7 separate regions of the Mus musculus genome follow, and regions 1, 2, 3, 5, 6 and 7 are each linked to region 4. Evidence: chromatin loops called from intact Hi-C (ENCODE). Cell type or tissue: heart. All regions are shown on one strand.

Region 1 (4,000 bases), 760 kb before region 4:
AGGAGACAGGGTCTAGCTGTGTAGTCCACGTTTACCTTGAACGGAAGGCTCTCCTGCTCAGCTTCCCCAGTGCTGAAGTTACAGCGGTGTACCCCATACGTGGGAACAGACTGTCTAAAAATATGTAAATATCCCATACAAGCTCAAAGGAATAGTATAAAACCACCTCCCAGGTGACCTGACATTCTACCCTGCAGTTCTAACCAGGTAGCCGCACTCATCCCACCCCATTATTCTGGACTCAGACCTCCTTTCTTCCCCCTCTCTCTTTTCTTCCCACGTGCACAGGGCTTGAACAGGAACTGGGAAAAGTCCCATATCTCCAGGAGACCAGATGCTGCGGTGGCCTGAGAACTCAGTGGAAGGGCTTTAAGGAGGAGTTTCTGCCCCATCACCCTTCAGAATCACCATGGAGACACAGCCCCAGAGGTTTGCATCCCCTGAACCTAGTCAGGGGGCCTAGGGGTACATGTAAACTTCCCTGGTAGCTCCACGGGGTGCGTGATTCTTGGGCTGGGCTGTGTTTATCAACCACTTGGGGCTTGCTCAACTACAGAATTGGACCCAGAAGACCAGGATCCAAGCACCTGTCTTCCAACACGCTCTGCGGTTGCAGACATGCTAAAATGCACTGGGTTCAGGGTGGCCAGAACAAAGTGGATTATTGTATTCCTAACTTCCCAGAAAATATCACCCCATAACCTCTTCCTATTGGAATTGCAATTGTTTCTGGGCAGAACAAACCAAACCAAACCATCATTTGTCGAGGTTCACATAGGTGAGTTGCGTTTGGTTAGTTAAGATATTTGAGCTGTGTGTATCCTAGAGCCCTGCCCCCCTTCCTCTTTTAATTCAGTAGGCTTTCCAGGTGCTTGGATGGCTTTGCATTTACTAGGTGGGACAAGCTTCAACCAGGTGAAGTGAGTCTCTCCTGCTTCACCCACTTCTAAATCCCTTCCCGTATTTGTGTCCTAAATTTTCTCTCTGCCACTTTGGAAAAACAAACAAACAAAAGTTTGGTGAATGGGAAAGCACACCTGCTCTGCTCCTTCGGTACACAGCCACTCCCCCAAGAGCCATCCTCCAAGCAATACGCAGCCTTACCGGAGACTTCTTGATGTCCGAAACAGCGTAATTCCCTTGTGACGTCCATCTGGCAGACTCCGTTAAAGACAGCCCAGTCCCATAAAGGTTGATGCTAAAGCGCCCCTGGAACACAAAGCCAACACAAAAGACTTTCAGCCCATGTGACATACCAACCAAGGCAGAGCTGACACACATTCAAAGGCACTTTGGTAAGCAGAAAGGTGTTAATTAATTTTGATGGCCGCTAATCGTTGAAGGTATTTTGTTGTTCCGTTGTCAGAGCTAGGCGCCTTACATTCATGATTTCTAGGTAGGGATTTTGTTTACAGGCGGTGAAACCCAGGATCACAGCCGATCGACTCCCTCCTGAACACAGAAAGCCCTCAGGTCATCTTTACTGACTTCTAAATCCTCTCTCAGAGCTTCCTCCAGCCGGCCTCCGTAGCACGGTAACCCTGATTGTTGCTCACAATTATCAGATTCCTTCAGGACCAAAATGCCGCAGTGTAATTTTTCTAACAAGATCTAGCTGCCAAAGTTCCCCCCTCCCCCCCCCCCCCCCCCCCGCTTCCAGTTCCCTGGGGCGAAGAGCAAGCACACTTTGTACCAAGCACCGCTGGGTGTGAGTTCAAAGCAGAGGCGCGTTTCCAAAAGCAGCCAGAAGAGGGCGCGCATCGCCTGCTGAAGATAGAGCCCACTCCCAGCACATCTAAGGCTGTTCCCCGCCCCCCTCCGCCCCGCCAGTCTTAGTTCAGGAACAGAATTCCCAAAGGCCACAAGGGTGTGTGGTCTGGGCCTTTGATAATGATATTTATCTCTAAGGAGTCCCTGCAGTAGAGACATCCTGAAACGGTCTCTCCTCTCTTTCAAAACCAGATCCAACACTGGCGGGTTCTGAGCTGAGAACGTTCTGTGACCCTGAACATGCGTGCTCTCAGGATTACTTTCTCCAGAACTGAGAACCCACAACTTTGACAAAAGTTAAAACAAAGAGATAATGGAGAGCTGCCACTCAGAGCCAAATCCTAGTATGAAAGCGTTAACTCCTTCAACAATGATTAGGAAAGAGAGAGAGAGAGAGAGAGAGAGAGAGAGAGAGATTTCAGCCTTTCAGAACCTCAGTTTGTCCATTTTTATTTATTTGTTTGTTTGTTTGTTTTTCGAGACAGTGTTTCTCTGTATAGCCCTGGCTGTCCTGGAACTCACTTTGTAGACCAGGCAGGCCTCGAACTCAGAAATCTGCCTGCCTCTGCCTCCCAAGTGCTGGGATTAAAGGTATGCGCCACCATGCCCGGCGCAAGTTTGTCCATTTTTAAAATGCAAGGTAAAGTATATACTTCCTTCACTTACTGTAGTAATGGGAATAAATAAAATTAGACATGAATAAATTGGGTGTGGTGGTCCCTGCCTACGATATCAATGCTCAGGAGACTGAGACAGGAGGATGACAGTCAGATCCAAGTCACCTGCATTACCTAGGGAAACACTGCCTTAAAACAACACTTAGAAGAAATAAATAAGTAAATAAAATCTCATGTTGTTGATACTTAGTAGAAATACTGGTATCTGTAACAAAAATACAAGCATCGCTTCTGTGTTTTCTGGTCCTGCATTTTCTAATTGTTTCACAATAAATTCTTGTTTTCTTTGCCTAGGTTTAATGATAATTATTTAGGGGAGGGGCTCAGTATTACTTTATCTATGTATATCAGCTATTAGTAGTAACATGTCTCTGACAGTTGATAGGCTTTTCCAGTAAATAGCACATCTTAGGTCTTCAGATGAAACTTTTTTTTTATATACTTTTTATTAGGTATTTTCCTCATTTACATTTCCAATGCTATCCCAAAAGTCCCCCATACCCTCCCACCCACTCCCACTTTTTGGCCCTGGTGTTCCCCTGTACTGGGGCATATAAAGTTAGCGTGTCCAATGGGCCTCTCTTTCTAATGATGGCCGACTAGGCCATCTTCTGATACATATGCAGCTAGAGACAAGAGCTCCGAGGTACTGGTTAGTTCATAATGTTGTTCCACCTATAGGGTTGCAGATCCCCTTAGCTCCTTGGGTGCTTTCTCTAGCTCCTCCATTGGGAGCCCTGTGATCTATCCAATAGCTGACTGTGAAGGAGATGGGGCTTGGGGTTTCTTTCTCCCTGCCAGTTTCATAAAGAGGAAAGGATCAGATTCCCAGATCCCTCCGGAGCTAAGGCACCACAAACATGACATGGGAAAGAGGGTTTCCGCCCACAGAGTGACCAGTCAGTGGTCCTGGTGAGGGTGATGCATCTTCGGAAGAAATGTGGCAATGTCTACAGACCCCATCCTGTGGCAGGGGCATATGCAACAGGGAGACACTAAGAACTCCATGGGGCTGCCTGTAACAGGACAGCTCCCCTTCCCCCTCAGAGCTATCCTGCCCTGGTCCTTGAGGTCCAAACTGCTGCAAGTGAGACATGAATGTGTGTGTGTGTGTGTGTGTGTGTGTGTGTGCGCGCATGTGTGTGTGTATGTGTGTGCATGTGTGTGTATGTGTGCATGTGTGTGTGTGTGTGTGCATGTGTGTGTATGTGTGTGCATGTGTGTGTGCATGTGTGTGTGTATGTGTGTGTGTGTGTGTGTGTGTGTGTGTGCGCATGTGTGTAAAGGATGGATCCATTCCACAACAGCCTTTCCTGCATCTGCTTCAGGGACAGTAGACAAGTGGCTCCCTTGCCCAGCCCACCCATAAAATGGCTAAGCATGAATTTTTGAAAAGGAGGTTATGGGATGGAAGACCTCCTTATTCTGTATCTAGACCTTTACCTGGCAGAGAATAAGAAGTATTATTAGATATTTTAAATGACCATACTGTGTAGATGTTAGTAGTCCTTACACTGAGTGGCCTCAATACCAAGGTGTTTTGCGTAGACTGG
Region 2 (4,000 bases), 270 kb before region 4:
ATCACCCGGTGAATCACCTTTTCTCTGTGAGATGTTAACACTGATGTAAGATGTTTCCATGTGAGGAACGGGAAAGACTTGAGACACAAAAAAGCTTCAAGGATTGGTAAATAGAATAATGTGGTCTGTACCCCACTAATTTTTCTTGCCATCCATGAGAGGCCCGATGGGCTGCAGCAATGCATCATTTAGATCGCCCCTTCAGCTGGTTCATGGAAAACTAACAAAAATTGATGTTGTTATCTGGGGTTTTCGTGTGTGATTTGTCTAACTCTTTACATTCATTATGGGTTTTGCCCTTCTTTAATAAAATGGCCTGATATTGCCTTCAGATGTTGCAGAAAACTTTTTGGCTGGCTGGAAAAAAATATTAGAAATAAATAAGTTCACTGGAAGGACATTCACACTGTCCATTTGAATGAGCGTCCTGTGGCAGGCAGGCTGAGGTGTGTAGGCTTTCTCTCCCCAAGCTGGACAGCACTAATGACTTTCTAAAAAGTACGTCCTAACTTGTATCCACAAAGGTTATATGCGAGGCTCCTCTTCCAAAGCCCGGGAATAAGGACAGGAGCGGGCAACTAGATCCCACCCCTTATCGGAATTTAGCCTCTAGCAGGAAGACAGACATCAAGTTAGAAATCAGCAAGGAGGTTTGAGGAGCATATGGAGAGAATTGGCCATGCTAACCTAGGCGTTTAGAAGCTCCCGTCCATGAAGAAGCAGAGACTGCTAAAAGAAGCTCAAGACACTCCCAAGCCAAGAAGAGGCACGCTCTATAGATCACCAGAAATGGCAGACAGAGAAAGGCAGTTTCACTCTGTTGTTCAGACTTCAGCCTCTGTGCATGTGGCCTTGGTTTCTAGGCCTGCTCTCTGCACATTTAAAACTGTCTTCATTTCCCCTGTGATGCTTTTGGGAAAACAATATAAAAATTAGAACTACTCTTCGTTGACATGGTGTGCCAAATCCACCAGACCTTTACGCAACCTTAACTTCTGTCCGTACTTGAAGACAAAGGGTTCGGATCACTTACTCGGGTGATCAGTGAGCTAACATTGGATTCAGAACAAGATAGGAGATGCTCAAATGGCAGATTCCCAGTGCTTCACGAAGGTTTCTCCCATCACGATCTAGAAAATATTTCGTCACGATGACCAGTAGAGGGATATTTCAATTAAAAACACGGCCCAAAAGTAGTGAAACAATTATGAATTAATTAATAATTGGCCCAGGCCCTTCCAGCTGTTTTAAGTTGGACTCTCAGAGGATATTGAGCTGGGAACTTGAATTTTAACAAGCAATCCAAGTGCATCCCATGTATGAGACTTTCTAAACTTCAGCTAACTTCCAGGCACTGGTGAGAAAAAATGGAGCGGACAGAAACGAAGCCTGCTGCTCATGCAGTCTCAGCGTCTCAGCCACACTCTCAGGCTGTTCATCTCGCCTTCGGATGAAACACTACATGGCAAAGTGCTCATGATTTCCAAACTGCAGATCATTTAGCCTCCCACTCAGGCAAACGCTCTAGGCAGGGCTCAGGAGAGTTGCTGGCTCAAGCTTCAGCCAAGCTGTGAAAAGTGAGGCTTTTCCAGAGGAAGTAAGATAAGGCAGAACTTAGAAAAACAAACATCCTGAGGCCGGTGTGCCAAGGGCCACTGGCAAAATCTATAGTCCAACGCTAAGTGAGTTAAACAAACACATTACCGGGCCATCCAGGAAACTTGAAGCAGATGCTGGAAGTAGGGTGTGTGTTTTCAACCTGGGGAGAAATATCCTGAGGAGTGATGGTACAGAACGAGGCACAGAGCGTGCAGAGTCATGACAAAGTGAATCGCCAGCAGGCAGTGTACCTGTGGTGGGCAGGCAGTGTTCCAGTCCTGTGGTTCAAAGCCAATTTAGGCCAGGAAGGCGAATTGTATCCTACTATTGGAGCTGTTAGGGTCTGGGCCAAGGCAGCCCTAACAAGCTAGGCTCAGGCTAACACTTGGAAGCTTTGGAATGCTAAATTGGTGGGGTACTGCCTGCCCACCCATTACTTCATGTGAAATAACTGTTCTGATTCAAAATAGGGATGAGAGCAGTCATACCAATGTCTGGTAATAAATAAATAAATAAATAAAATGATGTATTGGCGCTCTACACAACTTTACCTGGTGAAATAGTGTCCAGTAGTGTGCTTAGCAATTCCTCAGCACGGAAGACACAGTGGCCCAGCAGTTTGCTGGTTTTTGAATAATAACAGCATAGATTCCCGTTCACTATTTTGGTTTCCAGAAGACGCTAAGACTGAGCATGGTGGCACATACCTATAATTCAGCAATTGGACGTAGGAACATCATGAATTCCAGGCCAACCTGGCCTACGGAGTGAGATCTTATCTCACTAGGGAAATACCGAGGGAGGTCGAAATGAATGGATGGATGGATGGATGCGTACTTTAGGCCTTTCCCCCTGGGAGCTCAGTTTTTGGTAATATTCTAGCATTGCTGGACCTGGCTTTACAGCAGTTGGGGCAGGTATCTCCCAGTCGTCCGTGCGGGCTCGCGTGAGAGTCGGAGGCATTCTCTGACATGGTCTCCCCTGGAGCTCTCTCTTTCTCCCACTCATTCCCTTTCACATGATGACATTTAATTAGCCATCTTTTTTTGCTTGCTTTTAATTAAGGAAACACTGTTTGCACTCTTCTTAGAATCATTCACTGAATGCCATCTAGACTCTTGACATTTATTTAGGAAATAGCATTTTTTGTAGAGTTTTTATAGCATGAATATTAGATGATGAGGATAATTCAAAACCCTCCACAGAAACAGGCTCCTACTCCCCTTCTGCATTTTTTAGAACAGTAAGGTCAGCCTTGAAATCTCAGCTGCACTTTGGATTTATAGTAGCAGCAACAATTTGGAAAATTTTGGTGTATTTTAAGCTAGCCACCCAAACTTTGGCTATGTCTTGCGAAATGTTATAGAGCTTCTCAACAAAAATAGCTGCAGGGGAGGGACTGGGGATGTAGCTCCATGTAGAACACTAGTTTAGCATAGGCCAGGTCCTGGATTTGATTCCTAGTGCCACCAAAAATAACTGTCCTTAGGAAGCAATTGCCTTTACTACCAGTGCTTTTTAAACATTATAGTTATCAAGGAATACCCAATTATTCTCTTAAGTAAGAAATTAAGATCTAGTTGCGGGTTCATGAAGGGTATTCTCTATGGGCTTGCGAATGGGAGAAGAAAAATGAGGGGAAAGGAGGTGGATAAAGGAAGGCAAAAGGCAGGAAGGATGGAAGGAAGAAGAGAAGGGAGGGGAGGGAGTGGTGGCAACCTCTTTTCTTTTTTTCTTTTTTGGGTTTTTTGAGACAGGGTTTCTCTGTGTAGCCCTGGCTGTCCTGGAACTCACTCTGTAGACCAGGCAGGCCTCAAATTCAGAAATCTGCCTGCCTCTGCCTCCCGAGTGCTGGGATTAAAGGCCTGCACCATCACTGCCCGGTGGCAACCTCTTTTCTTATTTCTTTTATTCCATTCAGATAATTTATTCTTTCTAGTCTACACACCCAGCCTCTTGGTTTTAATAAAAAGGATTTTTTTTCTGTAGGAACCCCCTCCTATTCCCCATAATACTCAGAGAGATGTGTTTGTTAGAGAGCTCTCACAACAAAACTTACCTGATTCATTCTTTCCAGGGCATCTCTTAAGATCAGCACAAGTCAAGGACATAGGCTCTAGAGCCTGTTGTTTGGCTCTAAGTTGTCCTGCCCCCATTTTCTGTAATCTGAGGGCAACTGTAACACACTTAAAGTGGTAAGCTCACCGTGTATATGTAAAGACACATGGGCTCACATGGCTCCCAGGTCTCCAGAGTGGGGGGCAAAAATAACCTCAAGAAGGGAGAAAACACAGTACTGGGCACAGGGAACAGTGACTGGAATGACTGCAGGAAGACTTAAACCTTTTAAAATTACATAGGCATATTCTCATATAGATGTATCCCATGCATTTATTTAATG
Region 3 (4,000 bases), 600 kb before region 4:
CTAAGACAGCTCCAAATGATACACGACCCTCTGGGGGACAGATGTGTACACTCTTCTCTTCTCGAGTGTAAGAGCACACACTATGCTGGTGGACCCCCAATTCCCGAGAACTAAGCCAGGGTTGATATTTAACGCCAGAGCATAGACTCGGTAGGTTCAGACTAGGGTGCAATTAAGTCTTAAAAAAGCAGACGAGGAGGCGGGGAGGAGGGAAGGGGCACGCGCCCACTTACCATTCCGGAGCACAGGCTGATGACCGCAGTGTGCTCGGACTTGGTATTGACATGGCCTTTGTAGAAACAGTGCCTAAGTTCCATTTCCTCCTCGGAATACAGCTTGGTCTGGTTTACCCCTGGCTCTCCAAGGAGGGTGACAGTGAACAGTGGAGCGATAAATCCGGTATGGGCGGTGAGATTAAATAGAAACTGCTGGCCGAAGGCTGAGAGGCGGTAGTGCTCCTGGGAAGAGGTAGAGGAAGACGAAGAGGAGGCGAAGGCAGGCCAGGGGTCAGAGGCAGAGTTAATGCTTCGCCGCCTTCTTTTGAAGTGCACGTTCGTGGGAAAGGGTTCCCCGAGGGGGTTCACTCGGATGGGAGACGCGATCTCATATTCGCTCAGACTCTCTAATAATTTCACTGCAGGGAGAAACAGAGGCAAGTGAGCTAATCAGTCATTTCCCCCGAAAGCTTTAATTTAAAAAGAAGATGGGGGGCTTTGTCCTAATTTATTTCGCAGCCACTTCGAGTCAATTCCTTCACGCTCCACCACTGGATAAATATTTGTTGAGCGCCTACTGTAATAGTAACAGCCGAGAACTAGGTGAGGGGCCGAGACTACAGCATTTGAAGTCAGACAATGAACAAATATAAAAACATAAAATAATTACAGATTCTGATAAATATCCTAAATAAAATAAAATGTGTGCTATCTGGTGATCCAAGCTATTAATTAGGACTGGTTTGGGTCAAGGGATAAGGAGGGTAAAAAAAGTCAGGTAAAAAGGACTGGGGGTGGGGGTGGCCCTAAAATTCTTGCAGTGCTTCCTTCCCTAATAGTTGACTAAGGATGACCCAGAGAAGGGAGAGGTTCCGAAAGGAGAGGTAATTCTTTCTAGGAAAAGGAGAGAGGCCTCTACTGCGGGGTGCCCGCCCCAGAGCGTGTTCAAGAAGGTGGCGATGGAGTGTGTGGGGGCGTGGGGGGGGGGCTTCAGGGTTCAGAGCCATGTTACCTTGCCTCGGGTGCAGCCTGTCCTTGCGCACGGCCGCCGCGGAGTCAGGGCTCCTCATCTCAACCAGGTCCGGCACCAGGAGCGTTAGCAGTGTGGCCCAGGATACTAACTGCATGGTGCTCCTCACCCCTCCCCCCGCTTCTCCCACCCCCTCCCTCCTGCCGGCTTTGGTGGCTGGCGGCGACGCGAGGCAGCAGCCTTGGAGAGCGCGCGGAACCCCGGCGCCCTGCCGCCAACTTTTTGACTTTAGGAGTCGCTGAGGTCCTGCAGAGAGGGTCCCGTCTGCGCTCCGCTGAGCAACGCTGCCGCCTGCCGTGAGCTGAGGCGCTCGGGCCGCAGGAGGAGGAGAAGGAGGCGGAGGACTAGGGCTCGGCGGCTCGGCCGCATAATGTCCAGCCTGCGGGCAGGAGAAGGCGCGGAACGTGCGCTCCGAGGCGCGCCGGGCGCCCTTTGCTGGCTGAGTTAGCCGAGCCGCTTCTTGAATGGGGGGCCAGGGGGCGGGGGCCCCCGCGGGCGCTCAAATACCCTAGGTGCACGCCTCCAGGAGGAGGAGAGGGGAGGAGAAAACGGGGCAGGCGGCCCGCCTCCTTGTAGATCCTGTCCCCTCCTCGGCCGCGGGTGCCAGGACTCACCGCTTTAGGCCCCTCCAGCTGCCGGAGGCGGAGGCCAGAGGCGCCGGCAGTGCCGGAGCAATCGGTGGCCGTCCGCGTCACCTCCCCGAGGTGGGGTTAGCAGAGATTCCCTGAGAAGGAGGGAGAGCAGAGAAAGTTCTCTCTCTCTGAGGTGGCGCTCAGCCACCCACTCCGATTCCCCTTTCCTACTTTGGTCTCCGGTTTGGAATCTCTCTCTCGCCAGGTCTTGGTGTAGGTCTCTTTGGGCCCATGTCCCTTTTCTCTGATGGTCTCTTCCTTCTCCGCTTTCTACTGAGCCATCTCCACTTCTCCGTATCTGCCTGTCCTCTTCATTCTGCCCCCGTCTCTTTCCATCACCCAACTTGGCATTCCTTACAAGAGGAAAAAAAAAAAAAAAAGTAGCCTTGCGCCGTCCTAGTCCTACACTTGATCACTATGAACCAGATTTGTCACCTGAGCTCCACTCTACTTAATTGCCCCAAGTCAAGAGTTTTAAAGGCAGGGATCTATTTCAGTCCAGTAGTTCTAGTTGTGTTTCTGATCCGCAGTTCTCTGAAAGTTTCGCAACTGTTTAAACCCGGGTCTTCCCGGGACCTCTGTCCCTGTGGCGAGAGCTCTACAGGTTTCTGTAGCCCCCCCCCCCCCAAAAAAAGGTTAAGACGCTTACTGTGCGGTTAGAGAGGGTGGGGACTTGGAAGCCCCCAACTCTGCCCGACATTTGAGGGGAAGGGAGTAGGGAAGGACTGTGAGGCCATAGGTCCCGGGGAAGGCACTCGAACCTCCAGGGATTTCCAGTCACTTCCGCTTGCTCTCAGAATTAGAGAGGATGCAAGCAGGGAAGTGGCTCCAAGCAGATAGTTCAAGTTATCCATCATCTCCCTCGGGTTGAAGATAGACATTTGGAAGTCAGAACTCTAGAAAAGGAGAAAGGAACAGAGGGAGAAGGGGGAGGAAGTAAAGAGGGAAGATTGTTAAATCATGGATAGTTAAAAAAAGCACCTTTCTTCCTTAGCTCTCAGAGGAGAGGATGCGCCAATTCAAAGGGAAAGGAAAGGGCATTTTCAGTAACTGATATGACTAATAAAGTTATAATCGCCCAAGTTTCCTAGAACCGGAGTTCTCTGCTGCTTGGCCAGCCACTCAGAACTGAGAATATCAAAGTGCCAGTAGAGACCAGCCAACAGTGTGCTGGGAGTGCCACCCATCCTGGAAACAATGATGTATACAGTTCTGATGATAGCGGAAAAATGACTTGGCAGGTCTGCCAGTTCCTAAAGATGTTGTTAATCCAATTGGTTAGGCACCACTGCCACTGTGAAGAGGCTGGGCATCCGGTATCCCTGTGCGGATGTGCACTGGAGATCTCGGAAATCTCGCTATTGAGGAGGTTGGAGAAATCTAGACCAGTCTAAAGCATACAGGAGACCCTGTCTTAATGTAAAAATAAAATAGCAAACAAAAGAACCAGCGAATTTTAAAAAGGGACTTTAAACCTTGAATCTTCCAAATAACTCACAAAAGTGAGTTTCTTCTAGCATGCCATCTTCCTCTTCATTAGGTGCTAAAGCTCCCTCTGAATTATTGTGCCTGGAAGTTGCCAGAAGCTGAGCATGGAAATCAGTCCACAAGAACTGACTTCAGTGGAGATGTAACAGCACCTCTACACAGTTACTCACCTGCCTAGCCCTTCTGAAAGTATCTTCTACCAGGGAACTCCTCAATCTTAATTCAGACACCTCCTGATCAGGAGATGCTAACTGCACAGGCATTACCACAGGAGAGGCTGAAGAGACAGCTCCTTGGTAAGGAACACTTACCTTTACAGAGACAGGTCCTGAGTTTGGTTTCTGCTGCCCACGTTTGGACGATTACAGCTGTTTGTAACTTGTTTCAGGAGATCCCACACTTTCTTCTAGCCACTCCCCCAAACCCCTGTACACATATGCACATACATGCAATTAAAAATATCTTAAGAAATTACTACAGGGAGGGACACATGTTCTCCTGTGTAGCTTCACTCCTTTGCTTTACCTCTAAAAGGTTAAGGTCAGATTCTGTTTGCAGCTGATGGGAAAAGAAGGACCAAAGCACCTGCGGGTGACCTCCTGAGCTGCGGGTGACCTCCTGAGCTGCGGGTGACC
Region 4 (4,000 bases):
GTGGGTCACCACAACATGAGGAACTGGATAAAGGGTTGTAGCATTAAGAAGGTTGAAAACCACTGCTTTAGGGCATCTCTTGGTGCTGGCATGGCCTGGTATTCAAGTCAATGGGATGTACCAATCCAGGCAGGATGACGAATGGCTCAAACCCATTTGGAATGAAGGTGCTGGTCACCTCTCCAGGTAAAGAACAAAGAGAGCCAAGGTGCTTGTTGAGGAAACACATGAGTAGTAGATAAAGATAGCAATAAACACAGCTCTAGGCCATGCGACCTGTTACAGAGACCATGATTGCAGTCATCACATGTTTCTGTTCTACTTTGTTAAGAAAATGCTTACTCAGGGCTGGAGAGGTGGCTCAGTGGTCAAGAGCACTGACTGCTCCTCCAGAGGTCCTGAATTCAATTCCCAGCAACCCTCAGTAATGGGATCTGATGCCTTCTTCTGGTGTGTCTGAAGAGAGCAGCAGTGTACTCATATACATAAAATAAATAAATCTCTTAAAAAAGAATATGCTTACTCATATATACACATATATTGAGTAGATATTTTTGTTTTCTTTCCTCTTCCATTCCCCTTCTATGTTATAGCATCAACTGAGATGATATCAGGAGTTCTGTTTTGTTAACTGTATTATCATATCTAAGTATGGGACATTAAAAAAAAAACTAAACATTTTTCAGGTAACTTTGCCATCTGTTCTGGTGGCGATGATTTAGCATAGTTCAGCTGTATGTTGGATACGTATATCATTTTAGGTAGAATGATACCTTTGTTATTCTCTTCATTTGGAAATAAGCATAACTTAAGGAGATGTGATTGAGTGTCAAGTTGACAACGGGTGGACATACGATAGTAGGTCTTGTCAGGTTGACAGAATCTCGAGTCCATTAAGGGACATGCCCCTTGGAGAGCTCCCCAGGAATTTTCCAACCCTCAAGCATTGAAACAATTAGGACATCCAGATTTTTGAGAAGTTAGTGAGTTCTCAGACACTCTAGCATGTACACAGCCATTGTCAGCCTACTGAACCCTTTTAATGCATAGCATTCCAGGAAATCCTCTTTTCTAACCTCTACCCACTCTATCAGTTCTGCTCCTGCAGAAAGCCCTGCCTAATATGGTGTCTTAGCATGAACACTTGAATACACACACCTTCAGCTTCCCAGATGCTCAAGGGCAGCCCTGAAGCCCTGAGATGCCAAGCTGGATGCTGCTGCTTCTCATCTCAACCACCCATTCTTAGCATTTTTTTCATCCTGTGCCATTTGTTTAGATGGATAGTGAATTTTAAGTAAGACATCTAAAGTCCAAAGGTGATTTAAATGTGTTCTAGAGCAGTCATGGTCTGCAGAATCCCTGGTCTGGTTCGGGTATAAAGAACTGGTTTCCTACCCAGAAGAGATCACAGTTCCTTTGTTAATGTCATGATCAATACTATTGAGCCCTGGAGATGGGCTCCATCCCCTCCTTCTCTGCCTGTTCACATTCTCATCACCGCTAGAAGTCTCATATCCAAGGTTATGATGAATCCAGTCCCTTCAGGCTTCTACCACTAATCACATCTTCATAAAGTTTAATTTAACGTAACACTGCCCTCTTGTGCCTCAGCACACAAGGGGCCTCTGTGGGGGAAAGGTTTACTTTTAATTAAAAGTGAAACATACCTTTGGCACCTCAGTAAACTCTGTGTTGTTGGAGGATATTTCTAGCTTAACTCCCCCTCCTGTCCTATAGCTCACTCCTTTATTCCATTGGTTTTCACAACTGATAATTGCTGGCCATGGAAACCAGCTACACGGGCCGACTTAAACATAAACCCACATGTGATTATTTTAAAGTAGCATATGGACGGAAATAGCAAACAATGAATCCAGGCTGCCCAGGAATGATGACTGCAAGAGAAACTGAGTAAGAAACCAGGAAATGAAAAGAAGGTTATTAAATAGACTTGCCACAGCTGGCTTAGCGATTCCAATAGACTGGTTAACGGGAAAAGCAATCAGTCCCGAGCCCCGTAATTACTTTTCTGCTGAGTTCCAGTTCCATAGCTCCGTGTTTGCAGAGTGTAATTAGGAGCTCCGGTCACAACCTAAAACTAAACCCAATAAGAGCGACCAGACTTTTTAGAACAGCGGCATGCTCAAGAAACCTCTGAACAGTGTGTCTCCTAAAACTGATTGTCAGTAATCCTTGGTTTTATTTTTAAAAACATCTTTTTCATAAGGAAGAGGGCAGGACTTAACTTCAAAACAGGTACAAACCGCCGTATTTTGAGCCTAACTCCTGGCTCAGAAATGGAGCCAGTATTTTTCTCTTGATTAGCCACAACACAGCACTGGAGTGGGAAATGCCTAGACAACCGATTCAGCAAACTTTGATGTCACTGAGGCAGAAAGGATGCAGGCAAGCCAACCTCTAAGTTAACATAATAAAAACCTAACCCAGGTGTCTGCAGGCTACTATCTCAGTCTTCCAGAGACAGAGCTGCGGGAGACTCTGCCTTCTCACCCTCTAGACCCAGCATCCACCTCTGGGGTTATCTTAGAGATGACTGTTTTGGCCAGCAACAGATGCCTGAAGATTAGGCAGATAGGCATCTGGGGAAGGAGGGTGGCTATAAAAATGTTCATGAGGCAGACATAGTGACACAGGCCAGTAAGCCCAGCACTTGGGAGGTGGGGACTGAAGATAACAAGTTCAAGGCAAGAATGGTTTGCAAGGTGAAAACCTGTCTCAAACAACAGCAAACTGTCCCTGGTTTCTACCCACCCCCTTCTTGCTCTCATCTCTCAGGCCTCCCTTTGTTTACTGGTGAGTTTCCACTGTTGCCCTGTTGCCAGACCAGTCCAGACCACCTGGACCAGAATCTCTGCTTTTCTTTGCTAGGATTAGAAACCCAGATTCACCTAAGACTTTGGAAATGCCAGTTATCCTAAACTACCAGACCTTGTGCTAAACCAGGTCCGATGAGTGCATCAGACACACTAGCTTGCTGGCTGCTCATCAGTCATGGAGAGTGGGGGTGGGGGAAACTTTGTGGAAATCCACAGCCCTGTAAAGGTACAGGTCTTTTAAAAATGAAAACAAAACCAGCGGAGTGAAAAAGAGGCTTTATGGTAGTTTTTATCTTTAATTTTGTGTGTGTGTGTGTGTATACCTTTGTGTGTGTGTCCATTTGGGGGGATTCATGTGTGTGTGTGTGTGTGTGTGTGTGTGCACTAAAGGTTGATGGCAGGTGTCTTCTTTGATAACTCTTTACTTAGTAAGACAGGGTCTCCAGGTGAACCCAGAGCTTATCCACTTAGCTAGCCTAACCTCAGGTTGCTGTGCGTATCCCTGTCTCAGTATTCAACCCAGTGAGTGCTGAGGTTCTGAACTTCAGTCCTTAATGTTTCCAGGGGAACACAGGGAGCACTCTGTGAAGCCATCTCTCCACTCCCATCTTTTGCCCACATTCTCTCTGTATTTCCTTATTGTCCCTACTCTAAGAAAGAAGGGAGGGGGAGGGAGGGAGTTAATGGTAGATAGACTGATTAGATAAATAGATAGATAGATAGATAGATAGATAGATAGATAGATAGGTAGGTAGATAGATAGATAGATAGATAGATAGATAGATAGATAGATAAGATAGATAAGATAGATAGAATGAATGTGTGGGTGGATGAAACTAAGGGACAGTAAGACTTTTGAGCTAAACACCACACAGAAATATTACTTAAATAAAATCCTTGGAGTTGTTTAAAATAACTTTAGTTAAACACGCAACAGACATCAAGCATTTCAAAAGTAAGGCTCTTCCTCCTAAGGCCACTGCTTTGACTTTAGCCACACTCATGAGGTGTGTGAGGCTGCGCTCTGCGGTTCTGTGTGTGTTCTTCTCTTTCAACCACCTTTCTGCCCTTCCCAAAGCTCATCAGGTGCTGTCAGAGACAATGATAACGGAAAACCAAGACAGGTGGACGTTATTAAGCATTTTCTACTCTTCAAGGAC
Region 5 (4,000 bases), 480 kb before region 4:
GCAGACAGATTCAGGATTGCTCCTTGCCTCCTCCCATGCCTCTTTCTCCTATTATACAACTTTGTAAGATCCCAGTGATATGAGAAATCTACGTCTCGGATTCTGTATTATGGAAAGTGAGTGAGGAGTTACTGCGTCTGTGTATCTGTCAGCAAGCTTCTGACCCTCTGGGTTTCAGCTCTGGATCATGTTCCTTGTGTTATTGCTCTCTGCTCTCTGCCTCTGCATCAGTGCTGTCCTGACCTTGGCAGCCCGTACAGAGTGCTGACCAGGAGGCAGCCAGACTCGTTCGTCTATGCTCTCATGTTAGAGCTCTACTTGTATTTCTGGATTATAGTTTTATACTTTAAAAAGATGGAGGAGGAGGAGGATATCTAGATCTCGTCAAACCCAGGGTGCTCTGAATATCATTTTATCATGAATTTGATGTGCTTTAATTTTGCAGAATAAGCTTCCTTTGCCAAAGGTAGACTACAAACCCTGCAACAGCCTGTTCCCTTACATTTTTGTGTATCCATCAAAAATATGGATGGGTATCCTAGAAAGTATGCTTGAAATGATTATGGAAGGAGAGGCCCAGGAAGATGGGAAAACAACAGTCTGGTGTTGGGGAGATGTTATCTAGAGTGACACCAGGCAGGCATAAACCACCTGATCGTAGACTTGATGATGAGAGCAGATTTGAAATCAACTTGCACTTTTAACTGTCCATTCCAACAAACCAGTCCAACTCTCAACTGCTTGTGTAGCAAATGAGATAATGCTTATCTCGGCATTCTTGAAATTTTGTTTATTTAAAATAAACAAAACCTGCCTAAATCAGGAACAGTTTTATGACCTGTTCTCTTCTATTCGGTTGTTAAGTGTTCTGGATGAAGGGGCACAGGGCATGGAACACCATTGAAATTTACCACCCTAAAATCCCAAGATCTGAAGAAACATGCATGAGATATGTGTTTGATAAATGAACATTGAAACTGTGTGTGTTGAAACCTTCATTAAAGCAAGGATTTTGAAGTATGGCTTCTGACTCTTTCTCCAGGACTTTGGGCATTTGGGTCAAAAGTGCATCATCATTAATGCGGTCTTCGTTGCTATTGAAAATGGATTCTGTTTACATCAGTCCTATTTACAGCATCGTTCCCGGGACTCAAATAAAACAAGGCTCTCCCACCCACTAGTTTGCAAGTTGTGCAAAGTACAGCCTTCTATTGTGACATGTATCCTGGCAGTTTGCCACTGTCTGGCCTACCCTACTGCAGGGTCAGAATCCCCCGCTGTATCCTGTAAAATCGCTGAACTCTTGGGAAAGTACTAAGAGACTGGAAGAAGCATTCAGCATCTCTCTTGAGATGAGTAAATTACATGGAAGGCTATGGGTATTTTATGATCTGTTATAGATGGAGAATTCAAGGTGCAGTTTGCCTTTTTTTTTTCTCTTTACTTAAAGCAAGAAAAGCTTAGCAGTGAAACTCATTTTCCATGACTCCCAAATGGTTTCACAATAAATCTGTGAACTTAATCAGCTTCTTCTGTTGAGGAAACCTCCTCTAATTGTGTTCTTGTGTGAAATAGACACGATGACAAAAAATACTCCAACTCTCAAAGAAAGTGTGGATCACTGTAATCTGGGGAATAACAGTCTCAGTGTCCAGTGAAGAGGAGCCAAGATCGTGCTGTCTCTGGTAGTATTTCTTTTCTAGATAATTGTCAGGCTCTTCTTTCTTGGTCAACAGTATGACAACGAATATCCTGAATTAAGTGTCTCTGGGACATAATGGTGTAGTAACTAGGAGCACTGCCAACTAGATTTCTAGAAATTCCCACAAGACTCCTGCAGAGCCACAAGGCACTATAACAGCAAATGAACACAGAGATGAAACACAGAACCTGAACGCCTTGCTTTCATCTCTTTTCCTGGTCTCTAGAAGCCAATGCCTGTCTTTCTTTCCCTTTCCTCCATGCCAAGTATGGCGGGTGCAGAGGGGACATGCCCGGAATGTTAGCACAGCTGATTACTGTCAGCTAGCAAAGCAATCTGGTGGAAAGAAGACAACAAGGACTCCGTGCGCTTGCTTCTTCCTGTTCCTCGGTTCTTGGGCAGTGACCTTCAGAGCTGCCGGGGTTTGTGGGAGCCGGTGGGTGTGGTCTGAGAGGGAGAGTCTACAATTGGAAGCTGACCTTTCGGAGTCTAGATTTTTTTCCGTCCTGGAAAATAAGAACTAAGCATAGAAATTGAATTAGAAGTGGAAGGATTTCCCAAGGCTCTCATTTGTCCCAGCTGCATCCACAGAGCCCACTTTTGCCTTGCTCCTCTCATTCCCAGCTAGGATTCCTGCCTGTCCCTCCTTACTCCGGGCTGGGTGCTGAGGTCAGCAGAAGCACCTTTGAGACAAACACACAAACTAAGCTGTCGTCAGCAGACCCAGCCTCAAAATTGGAGGAGGAATTGTGAAAACATCGTTTCCCTGCAAATCGGACACCCTCCTCACTCCCACAACAAAAGAACTAGTGTTTCTAAATGCTCTTGCCGCAGGCCCTCACCCGCCTGTGAATAGGGGCACGGAGGGGACAGAAACACCATAAAATCCTAGGTTCTCTCCACTCAGCCTCAAGCTGTGGTTTCCTATTTCCTCCCACTGGACAGCTTCAGTATTAATTGCTCCCAAAACCAACAGTAAAATTTCACTACCGCTCCTAGCAGGCAAAAAAACCCTCAGGTCTTCTGGGAAATTCGGAGCAGGGCTTGGTGACCCTGGCATCTCCCTCCTGTATACACACTAGCAGTGGGGGGTTCCAGACAGGTCTTTGGTTTGGGGCACAGGCTCTCAGCAAAGAGTAGTCCAAAGCTGCACATGAGAATTCACTAGAAATGCAAATTTTCAGCTCAACAGAAGCCCCAGGACTTGGCTGCCTCCTTAGTTTGTTGAAGGAAAAAAAAAAACCTGTAAGTGATTTCAGTTCACTTAAATCATTAGGATTAGCGATCGAGGCTAGGCATTTATTTTGTCAGAATACTGCAGACTTTTATTGTTGTCTGTGTGGTCTTTGGCGTACTTCCTTTAGTTTCTGTCTGGCAGGCTCTTAGTCTTTAAGTCCTTCTGAAAATACCCTCTATAAGTAAGTCTCCATCACCCTCCCAACCTAAGGAATAGAATGTCCTCTTATGTGTGTTATGACATTTGGAGCATCTTACTAATATATTTTGTTAAAACTATATCAAGTTCCTCGGTTCTGTTCCAGGTTCAGAAATAAGAACATGCTTACATCAGCAAATGCTTTGTGTAGACTATTGTGGGACTGTCGTTTTGTTTCTGGTGATGCCAAAATAAGATTTTTAAATTGATTAAAGAAATCAAAATTTAAGATCATATCCCAGGCTTCAGACCTCACCTCTGACATGTGCTGGCCTTAGGTAGTGATTTGACCACTTTAATTGTCAAGTATAATGAGGACATGGGTGCTTCTTGTGTTTACCCCAGTGTGACTGGATGGCTGAAGGAGTAGTCCAGCTAGCACGGTAGCTGACCTGTGAAAGTTGGTTGCTACTGGTAATGTTATTCTTTTCGTCTTCATCCTCACTAGAATGTTGTTAGCAGTGTTCACTGTGCCTGGAATAGAGAACACAGGCAAAAGCATCTGTGAAAAAAATCTTTGGAAAGATCAAGGTCGTGGCCTTATCTCTTATAGTTCCTGAAATGGAGGCAGATTTGAGGAAGTAGGCACTCACTGTAGGCAAATTTGACTTTTCATAATGTGCTTCGTGAAACAGACTGAAAGGTGTTGATGACTTCCAAATTTCCTTTCTCAACTGTTCAGGACCCATCACTGCCTCCGGGACATCATGTAAATTTGTCATATAAAATGGCCATTAGAGCAAGGATCAAAGCTTTGACAGTGAGTCAGAGTCACCTTCTTGTTGAAGTCATGAAGACTAAGGTGAAGCACAGGGGTGGTAGAAAGCATATTTCAGTAGCAGACCCAATAATTTTTTTTTAAA
Region 6 (4,000 bases), 230 kb before region 4:
TTGCAATCCCACCAACAATGGAGGAGTGTTCCTCTTTTTTCACATCCTCACCAGCATTTGTTGTCACCTGAGTTTTTGGTCTTAGCCATTCTGACTGGTGTGAGCTGGAATCTCAGGGTTGTTTTGATTTGCATTTCTCTAATGACTAAGGATGCTGAACATTTCTTCAAGTACTTCTCAGCCCTTCAAGTTTCTTCAGTTGTGAATTCTCTGTTTAGCTCTGTTCCCCATTTTTTATTAGGGTTTGACTCTGGAGTCTAACTTCTTCAGTTCTTTGTACATATTGAATATTGTACATCTATTGGATGTAGGATTGGTAAAGATCTTTTCCCAATGAAAGCAGTGCTAAGAGGAAAACTCATAGCTCTGAGTGCCTCCAAAAAGAAACTGGAAAGAGCATACACTAGCAGCTTGACAGCATACCTGCTCTAGAGCAAAAGAAACAAATATACCCAAGAGGAGTAAACAGCAGGAAATAATCTAACTCAGGTCTGAAATCAACCTAGTAGAAACAAAAAGAACTGTACAAAGAATCAACCAAACCAGGAGCTGGTTCTTTGAGAAAATCAACAAAATAGATAAACCCTTAGCCAGACTAACCAGAGGGCACAGAGACAGTATCCAAATTAACAAAATTAGTAATGAAAAGACAGATATAACAACAGAAACTGAGGAAATTCAAAAAATCACCAAATTCCACTACAAAAGCCTATACTCAACATAACTGGAAAATCTGGATAAAATGGACAGTTTTCTAGACAGACACCAAATACCAAAGTTAAATCAGGATCAGATAAGCCATCCGAACAGTCCCATAACCCCTAATATTTGCCTTTATGAGAGTGACCTTGCTCATGGTGTCTATTTACAGCAATGGAAACCCCAACTAAGACAAGCATGCATTGTGCCTTGTTTGTTTGGTCAACATCATATTCTTACCACACACACACACACAAAGTTCACTGAATTTGCTTCTTGTAACTTCATTCTATCACACTTTTACTGCAGTTGAAAGAAAAGCAGGTAACAATACAAGTTAGAAAATAAGAGTGCGATGCAAAGAGAGATGTAGATAGCTTTGTTTAGGATCACATTTGTAGACAAACCATGCTAAATGGGAGAAAAGCCTGGTTTACTGGTTCCCTCATGGAAATCACAGAACAATGAACATGTATTGTGCCAACAGATAATATCCAAGTACTTAGCAAAAGACTAAGAGCTAAGATCAAAACCAATTGATTTCAAACTGCCATCCTGCTGAGTTTAGCCTTGACTCGTAGCTTAAAATAGGAAAGAGCAGGCACGTTGACAATCTAGAGGAGAGCGTACTATCCATCCATAGACTCTCTGCAGCTTGGTGTGCATTGTAAACTAGATGATAACCTCACACGCTTTCTGCACAGTATTCGTCCGGCTCCTGTCAGTAGGTTAACAGCAACAGAAGCATCCCTGAGAAAGGTATGGATGCTCAATGTGCACCTGTTTGTTTCTAAATCCTGCCACAAACCTCGTAGGAAGGAATCTTATCATATCCTGCTGAAGCTAGAGTAGACAGAGAAATACGTCCCAATCATGTTTCATAAGTGGGAGAACCAGAGCTCTAGCAAACACTCAGCCTTCAACTTTTGGCTTTCAAGTGGAAAGGAAAAAAAAAAAAACCCATATTCTGAAGTTTAAAAATACTACATCCTTATTTATCCAAGCCTACTGACTCTTTGAAGGTCATGATAATCTCAATAAATCAAGAGTGAAACTACCTTTCTCTCACCAGCATCTTTTGTTTGTCTTGATTCCGGCTGTTCTGCAAAGCAGTATAGATAGCGAGGCAATTGTCTTTCTCCAAAAGCAATCTTCACCTCCACCTCTCCAAGTATAGGGGATCCCACATAATTGACCCTCTAGAACTTTCAGTAAATTAATCACTCTGAATTCTGAAGCTCAGCAAAAAGGCACTTGGTCTGACCCAAGAAAAACAGCTATCTTTGGCAGCAAGAGAATGCTTTCCCTCCCTGACAGACACGCCTCTAAGAAGAGCGACACGGAAACAGCAGGGCTGTTATTAACTCTGAGGTCAGCTAACACTGGTGGCATGGAGACCTGAGGAAAAAGGACATGCCTTCCTTAGAAGATGTTTCCTAGCCTCCTGCTTATTGTTTTACTGAGCCCATTGTGTTTGCAAGGACACTTTTATGTACCTAAGGAACTCTGGCTCTTTCGTAGCTCCTAAGGAATGTTCATTGTGACACACACATAACCTTGATTAGCCAAGCACTGGATTCCGGCATCATTTACTGGATGGGGGCCTTCTTTTTGCAGCCATGGGGATTGAACTCACAGCTTTGTGCAGGCTAAGCAAACACCACATTACTGAGCTATATCCTTAACAGGGGTTTCCTTCTAAATATGTTTGATCAGACCATTTTATGCTAAGGGTATATATACACTTTGTGGTTCTAAAGGCAGTAGGCTACAAAGGTTCTAGCCATTCGTTGTGATTTGTTGCATCTTAATTAATTAAGTGTGTGTGTTTTTCCGCAGCTGCATGTGTACATGTGTATACATACATGTAGAGGTTAAAGGTCATCTTCTGAAGTCATTCTTCATGTAGCTTTTCTTTTTGAGACAGTCTCTCATTGGCTGGAACTCACCAAGTAGGCTTGACCAGCAGGCCAGTGTGCTCCAGGCATCCTCTTCTTTGTCACCTCCTTTCTGGGATTAAGATTTAACCTGACTTTATAGATGGTTCTGAAGGCTGAGTTTAGGTTGTACTAGAAAGACAAGTACTTGACCAGTTGAGCCGTCTTCGCAGCTGGATCTTTAAACCATAACAATGCTTAGTTTAAAATTATGTACATGCAACAAAATCTAAAATAAATTTAGATATAGTTAAGGCTGGCGAAATGACTTAGCAGGTAAGAGTGCTATTTACTGAGTCTGACTGGCTGAGTGGAAAGAGAGGACCTGAGCTGTACTCTGACCTCCACATATGCACATGGAAGGTGGATGCTACCCTCCCCTGCCTCGATTACATTTGCCCACTCATGTGCTCATGTATGGCAATATTTTTTATAAAATTCTATACATGTATTGGAGCATTTATTAAATGGCAGCCTCTACTCTAAAGGTCATATGTCTTATTACCATTATTATTCCCACAGGTTTATTCATATGAAGCTATTATTATCAGTTTACTGATTTAGAACATGGTTATATAACTTTCTGAAAATAGTTGCACATTTTATTTTCAGACTAGCTCCTGTACAGCCCAGACTAGTCTCAAACTCATCTTGTAGCCAAGGATGGCTCCTAACAATGCTTCTTCTGTTTCTCTCTCCTGGGCACTGGGGTTACGGGCATGCGCCACATGCACCAGGCTTAGTGGGTCGATTTTTAAAGGAAAGGTGATGGAGATCAGAATGTTAGTTATCGGTAAAATGTCTGAAAATGCCAAGTCACTATTGCTCATCTGCAGCAGCTTCCCTGGAGTTAGGAGTAAGCAAAGCCTGTGTTTTCCAATCCAAACATGTTAAACTGCAAGGCTCAAGTTCCCAAACAACCATAAAGTCAAAATATTGCTCTGGTGACAGCTACAGCCAACATCTTACCCATGCCAAACCCAAGACAAAATGGGTTAGTACATTTGATGTGCTCAGCCATAGCCACCATCTCAGATTGCTTTTGGCTCTACATTCCTGAGGGTAATATAGTATGGAGAGTATTTTCTAGGTGAAAATTGCTGAATGTTGTTTCAGACCCATCCAAAATACATCAGCACCGGGAATAAATTTTATTGATTTGTCAACTCTGCACACCTTTTTGTGGAATAAACAACCTTTCTTAATGGTTATTGCAGACCCCAGAACAGAAAACATGGCAGGTGGCTGGTGCAATCCCAACTTAAAATAAACATCATATTTTCTGCAACCTGGTCATTGAATGATCCTTGATGATAGAAAGAAACCCATCTCCCGTAATAATGAAGGGATCTTTGAGACTAGGC
Region 7 (4,000 bases), 390 kb before region 4:
CCATTTGAAGAATAAACAAATTTTAAACTGTAAACAAAACGATGTACACCTATTTTGTTTGACGACCTCAAAACAACAGAAGCATTTTGTTGTTTTTCAAAGGAAAGTTGGAGCACTGAGATGTGGCTAACACAATTTTCAAGACTTTGCTTAATTTTACCTTTTTTTAGTTCCTTGTAGATTTTACAACAATCTCTGGTAGAACTGGCCCACAATGAGCTGAATGTCCATCTTTTTTTAAAATTAGATATTTTCTTCATTTATATTTCAAATGCTATCCCCTTTCCTAGTTTCCCCTCTGAAAATCTCCTATCCCCTGCCCCCTCCCCCTGCTCCCCAACCCACCCATTCCCTCATCCTGGCCCTGGCATTCCTTTATACTGGGGCATAGAACCTTCACAGGACCAAGGGCCTCTCCTCCCATTGATTCGGCCGACTCAGCCATGCTCTGCTACTAGAGCACCAGCTAGCTAGAGCCACAAGTCCCTCTGTGTGTTTTCTTTGATTGGTGGTTTAGCCCCAGGGAGCTCTGGGGGTACTGGTTAGTTCATATTGTTGTTCCTCCTAGAGGACTGCAAACCCCTTCAGCTCCTTAGGTACTTTCTCTAGCTCCTTCATTGGGGACCCTGTGCTCCGTCCAATGGATGGCTGTGAGCATCCACTTCTGTATTTGTCAGGCACTGGCAGAGCCTCTCAGGAGACAGCTATATCAGGCTCCTATCAGCAAAATCTTTTTGCATTAGTGTCTGGGTTTGGTGGTTGTTTATGGGATGGATCCCCAGGTATTCATCTTAGTGGTCAAAAAGACATGCAGGGGCAGGAGTGGGAGGAGTGGGCTCCATCCCCTTTCCACAGCTAACTCAGTGCACTGAATCTGGGCTAGGATTCCAAGGAAAACTCCAAACCCAATTCCTGTGTTAGAAAGTGAGTAAGTGAGTAAACTAGATATGGAAGCTGTCATGATGAGAAAGAGAGAGAGGGAGAGAGAGAAAGAGAGAGAGAGGAAGAAGGAGGAGGAGGAAGATTAGAAGTGGGTGGAAGAGAAAAGAGAAGATAAAGAGTACCAGAAGGACTGAGAAGGGGAAGAGCTGAGCGAGCCAAGGGAGGGGACCAGAGAGAAGTCACAAGGAAAGTTAGGGGAAAGGAGAGGGCTTAGCTTCCAGGCAGGATTCACACACAGGTCACCTAGAGAGGAGGAGGAGAGTAGATGCTTCTTGCTTTTAAGTTATAACTTATTCCTTCTATCCTTCCAGAAGAACTTAGAGTGTCTAGGAAAGAAAGGGGCAGGAACATTCTCTCAGAAATGCTTTCAGAGAGAAAATGTTTAATTTCTACTTCTTATTCTGTTCCCAGTGACATATAACAACTCAGATAAAACTAAATTAGGCAACAGATTAATAACAAAATGGAAGGAAAGAAGGCAGAAGGGGAGGAGAGAAGGAGGGAAGGAAGGAAGGGCAGAAGAATGGAAGGAGGGAAGGCAGACAGGCAGGCAGGCAGGCAGGCAGGCAGGCCAGCTAGCCATGCTTTTCTCCCTAACAGCCTCGCCAGTCATTTTGGGGACTAATGCATCTGTTAATTCTAATCCTTCTGGAAAGGAACACAAACAGGACGTGTCCTGGAAACGTTGTTTGACATGTGGATTAGGCAATGTTGACAAACAGAACAGTCTGTCAGATACCTCCTCAAACCCCTAACACCTGGAGAAATGGGCCCCACACTCATGTCATGCCCTGCCCCCACCCCCAGGATCGGTGTCTCATCTCCTGGCATATGTAGACCTGTCACACTTTTTTGAAAGGACAACAAAAAAAGAGGACTCCCATGTCACTTCTCAGGTCACTTTCTTCTTTACATGCCACTGCAGTAAGCAATTCCCAGACAACCAGCTATCAGCTATTGTAATGACTCCAGTAAACAAATACAATAAATAGTAAACAATCCATCTCCTCTGAATCCTGTTCTCAGGCCCCTTCTCCTAGAACCACTTTCCTCTCTCCAGAAGCAACTTTGAGGGCCAAAGATAAGGATATTATTTGCACACATGCCAGATCACTGGCAGTGTGTGTTTTCAAACTGCCAAAAAAAAATGTGAAAAGGAAGTGTGTTGAATTCAGCTTCCTATGAATTGGCTTCAACTGGATGTCAGACACATTCTCCCTGGCATCTGCAGTCAGAGCAGAGAGACAGCTGTGAAAAGCATCGTCCAGCCAAAACGTGATTTCAAAAAGGTCATTTGATCACATGATTTATTTATATTGTTTCTCCATGGTACAAAGTGTTCTGATTCATATGCAGGACCCAGAGAGGGAGGATTAGAAAGAAAAAGAAAAAAGAAAAAGAAACCCTAAGGCCCATGACTCAGGGGCCCTGCAGAGGCCAAGGGGATGGCTTGGCTGCATTTTGAAGGCTTTTTGAAGCCTTCGACCCAAACCATGTTCTTCCGCATCAATCAAATTTAAAAAAGGATGCCATATCATGATAGGATTGATCTCTTTCCATACCCTCTGAAGCTTCATAAGAAACATGATTAGAGGCGGGCCTTGCTGTTACTCAGCAAGAACAATCACCATAGTCTTCTTCATTCAGAAGAGAAAACCAGGGGTCAACTTAATCACATTTCTAATGCTTTATCTTCTCCACATGGTGTGCGCCAACTTGAAGAGTTTGAGCTTTCTCTCTTGTCTTTTCTCTCCCAATGAGGCCTTGTCAATCCCATTCTAAGTAGACCTAGAGGATTTCCTAGGAAGGTTGGAACAGATGGTTTGTTTATATTCCCTTGGCTTTATCATTGCTTCCTAGATACAGGACTGGGGCTTTTAACCCCATGTTTATTTTTTTTAATTAGGTATTTTCCTCATTTATATTTCCAATGCTATCCCAAAAGTCCCCCGTACCCTCACCCCCAACCCCCTACCCACCCACTCCCATTTTTTGGCCCTGGCATTCCCCTGTACTGGGGCAAAGTTTGCGTGTCCAATGAGCCTCTCTTTCCAGTGATGGCCGACTAGGCCATCTTTTGATACATATGCAGCTAGAGTCAAGAGCTCCGGGGTACTGGTTAGTTCATAATGTTGTTCCACCGATAGGGTTGCAGATCCCTTTAGCTCCTTGTAACCCCATGTTTATAATGTTGACAGGTAGAATTTATTGGATGAATATTTCTTTGACCATATATATTATTTAACCTCTCTCTGATATGAAGTCCAAGCTAAATATTCTGATGTTGTTTGGTTGGTTTTTTTTTTGTTTGTTTGTTTGTTTGTTTATCTTTCTACTAAATCCCTATTCCAGATCATTTTCTCTTAGCTGTCCTTAGAGATGGAAGTCAGGAGTTTGAAAATGTCTTCTGAGCATTACCAATACTCAAAGAAAAGAAGAGTCAGATCTATTGAGAACGAAAAGAATGTAACATTGGTCACGCAATACAACCAGTGCTAAGCACCTTTTCTTCTTTTTCCCCCTTCCCCTTCCCCTTCCCCTTCCCCTTCCCCCTTCCCCTTCCCCTTCCCCCTTCCCCCTCCCCCCTCCCCCTCCCCCTCCCCCTCCCCCTCCCCCTCCCCCTCTTCTTCTTCTTCTTCTTCTTCTTCTTCTTCTTCTTCTTCTTCGTCTTCTTCGTCTTCTTCGTCTTCTTCGTCTTCTTCGTCTTCTTCGTCTTCTTCGTCTTCTTCGTCTTCTTCATCTTCAGAAGTGGCTCACTAGGAAAGACATGAAGCACAGAGTATATTCAGTGATAATATCTGTGGATATGGTTGACTGATTTGTCTCTTGGTTGCTGGAATCTGACATTTCCACAAAATTTGACTTGAGAATGACTTAAGACTTAAAGCTCCTGAATCTACAGCAGTGGCACCCAGTTGGTTTCCAGGGACTCAGTAATTTCTCTGTAGTTTTCCTTAAAGAAGCATTATTTAAACTAAGACGGCCTTTTCTCCTGAAGTTGGAAAAAATTAAAAGTCAAGTATCAATACTATGTGAAACAATTCTCTGATGTGCTGAG

What was found. Hi-C counts contacts between places; a loop is a spot of excess contacts. Peaks named below come from ENCODE experiments on the same cell type or tissue, not always from the same donor. Only the 100,000 strongest peaks of a DNase experiment are listed, where the experiment ranks them.
Region 1: a loop joins it to region 4, with 9 times the contacts of the local background. A loop is called at or near these places in 16 of 42 quality-filtered maps.
Region 2: it touches region 4 in a loop (3-fold over the local background); 2 of 42 quality-filtered maps call a loop at or near these places.
Region 3: a loop joins it to region 4, with 7 times the contacts of the local background. A loop is called at or near these places in 7 of 42 quality-filtered maps.
Region 5: a loop joins it to region 4, with 2.8 times the contacts of the local background. A loop is called at or near these places in 3 of 42 quality-filtered maps.
Region 6: it touches region 4 in a loop (4-fold over the local background); 4 of 42 quality-filtered maps call a loop at or near these places.
Region 7: a loop joins it to region 4, with 4 times the contacts of the local background. A loop is called at or near these places in 3 of 42 quality-filtered maps.

The regions. Positions count from the first base shown.
Region 1 is chr6:92,785,742-92,789,741 of GRCm38, forward strand. It overlaps Adamts9 (a disintegrin-like and metallopeptidase (reprolysin type) with thrombospondin type 1 motif, 9), which reads right to left. Exons shown (of 40, transcript NM_175314.4): 38 at 1,105-1,209. Gm52913 (a long non-coding RNA gene) reads left to right here and starts at 935. Exons shown (of 3, transcript XR_003956476.1): 1 at 935-1,295; 2 at 1,416-1,535; 3 at 1,963-2,189. In heart, a CTCF peak has its summit at 1,753 (motif pointing right); a DNase peak (open chromatin) is centred at 1,750; H3K4me3 peaks cover 1,032 bases; H3K27ac peaks cover 1,047 bases; H3K27me3 peaks cover 1,060 bases.
Region 2 is chr6:93,272,650-93,276,649 of GRCm38, forward strand. No RefSeq gene overlaps it. Among named protein-coding and RNA genes, the nearest start is that of Gm46968, 40 kb to the right of the region's middle. In heart, no CTCF peak of the experiment used is centred here; a DNase peak (open chromatin) is centred at 1,682; H3K27ac peaks cover 1,665 bases.
Region 3 is chr6:92,941,814-92,945,813 of GRCm38, forward strand. Adamts9 (a disintegrin-like and metallopeptidase (reprolysin type) with thrombospondin type 1 motif, 9) reads right to left here and starts at 1,721. Exons shown (of 40, transcript NM_175314.4): 1 at 1,228-1,721; 2 at 234-634. The coding sequence starts at 1,342. All of the region lies in intron 1 of 9530026P05Rik (RIKEN cDNA 9530026P05 gene), which reads left to right. In heart, CTCF peaks have their summits at 1,539 and 1,786; DNase peaks (open chromatin) are centred at 418, 1,808 and 2,638; H3K4me3 peaks cover 2,932 bases; H3K27ac peaks cover 2,723 bases.
Region 4 is chr6:93,541,858-93,545,857 of GRCm38, forward strand. No RefSeq gene overlaps it. Among named protein-coding and RNA genes, the nearest start is that of Gm22312, 34 kb to the left of the region's middle. In heart, a CTCF peak has its summit at 1,617 (motif pointing left); no DNase peak of the experiment used is centred here.
Region 5 is chr6:93,064,329-93,068,328 of GRCm38, forward strand. The region is part of intron 1 of 9530026P05Rik (RIKEN cDNA 9530026P05 gene); the gene reads left to right. Among named protein-coding and RNA genes, the nearest start is that of Adamts9, 120 kb to the left of the region's middle. In heart, no CTCF peak of the experiment used is centred here; DNase peaks (open chromatin) are centred at 1,233 and 2,083; H3K27ac peaks cover 1,256 bases.
Region 6 is chr6:93,312,725-93,316,724 of GRCm38, forward strand. Gm46968 (a long non-coding RNA gene) reads right to left here and starts at 2,010. Exons shown (of 3, transcript XR_001785331.2): 1 at 1,758-2,010. In heart, no CTCF peak of the experiment used is centred here; a DNase peak (open chromatin) is centred at 2,147.
Region 7 is chr6:93,148,538-93,152,537 of GRCm38, forward strand. No RefSeq gene overlaps it. Among named protein-coding and RNA genes, the nearest start is that of Gm38863, 44 kb to the right of the region's middle. In heart, no CTCF peak of the experiment used is centred here; DNase peaks (open chromatin) are centred at 1,695 and 2,174; H3K27ac peaks cover 294 bases.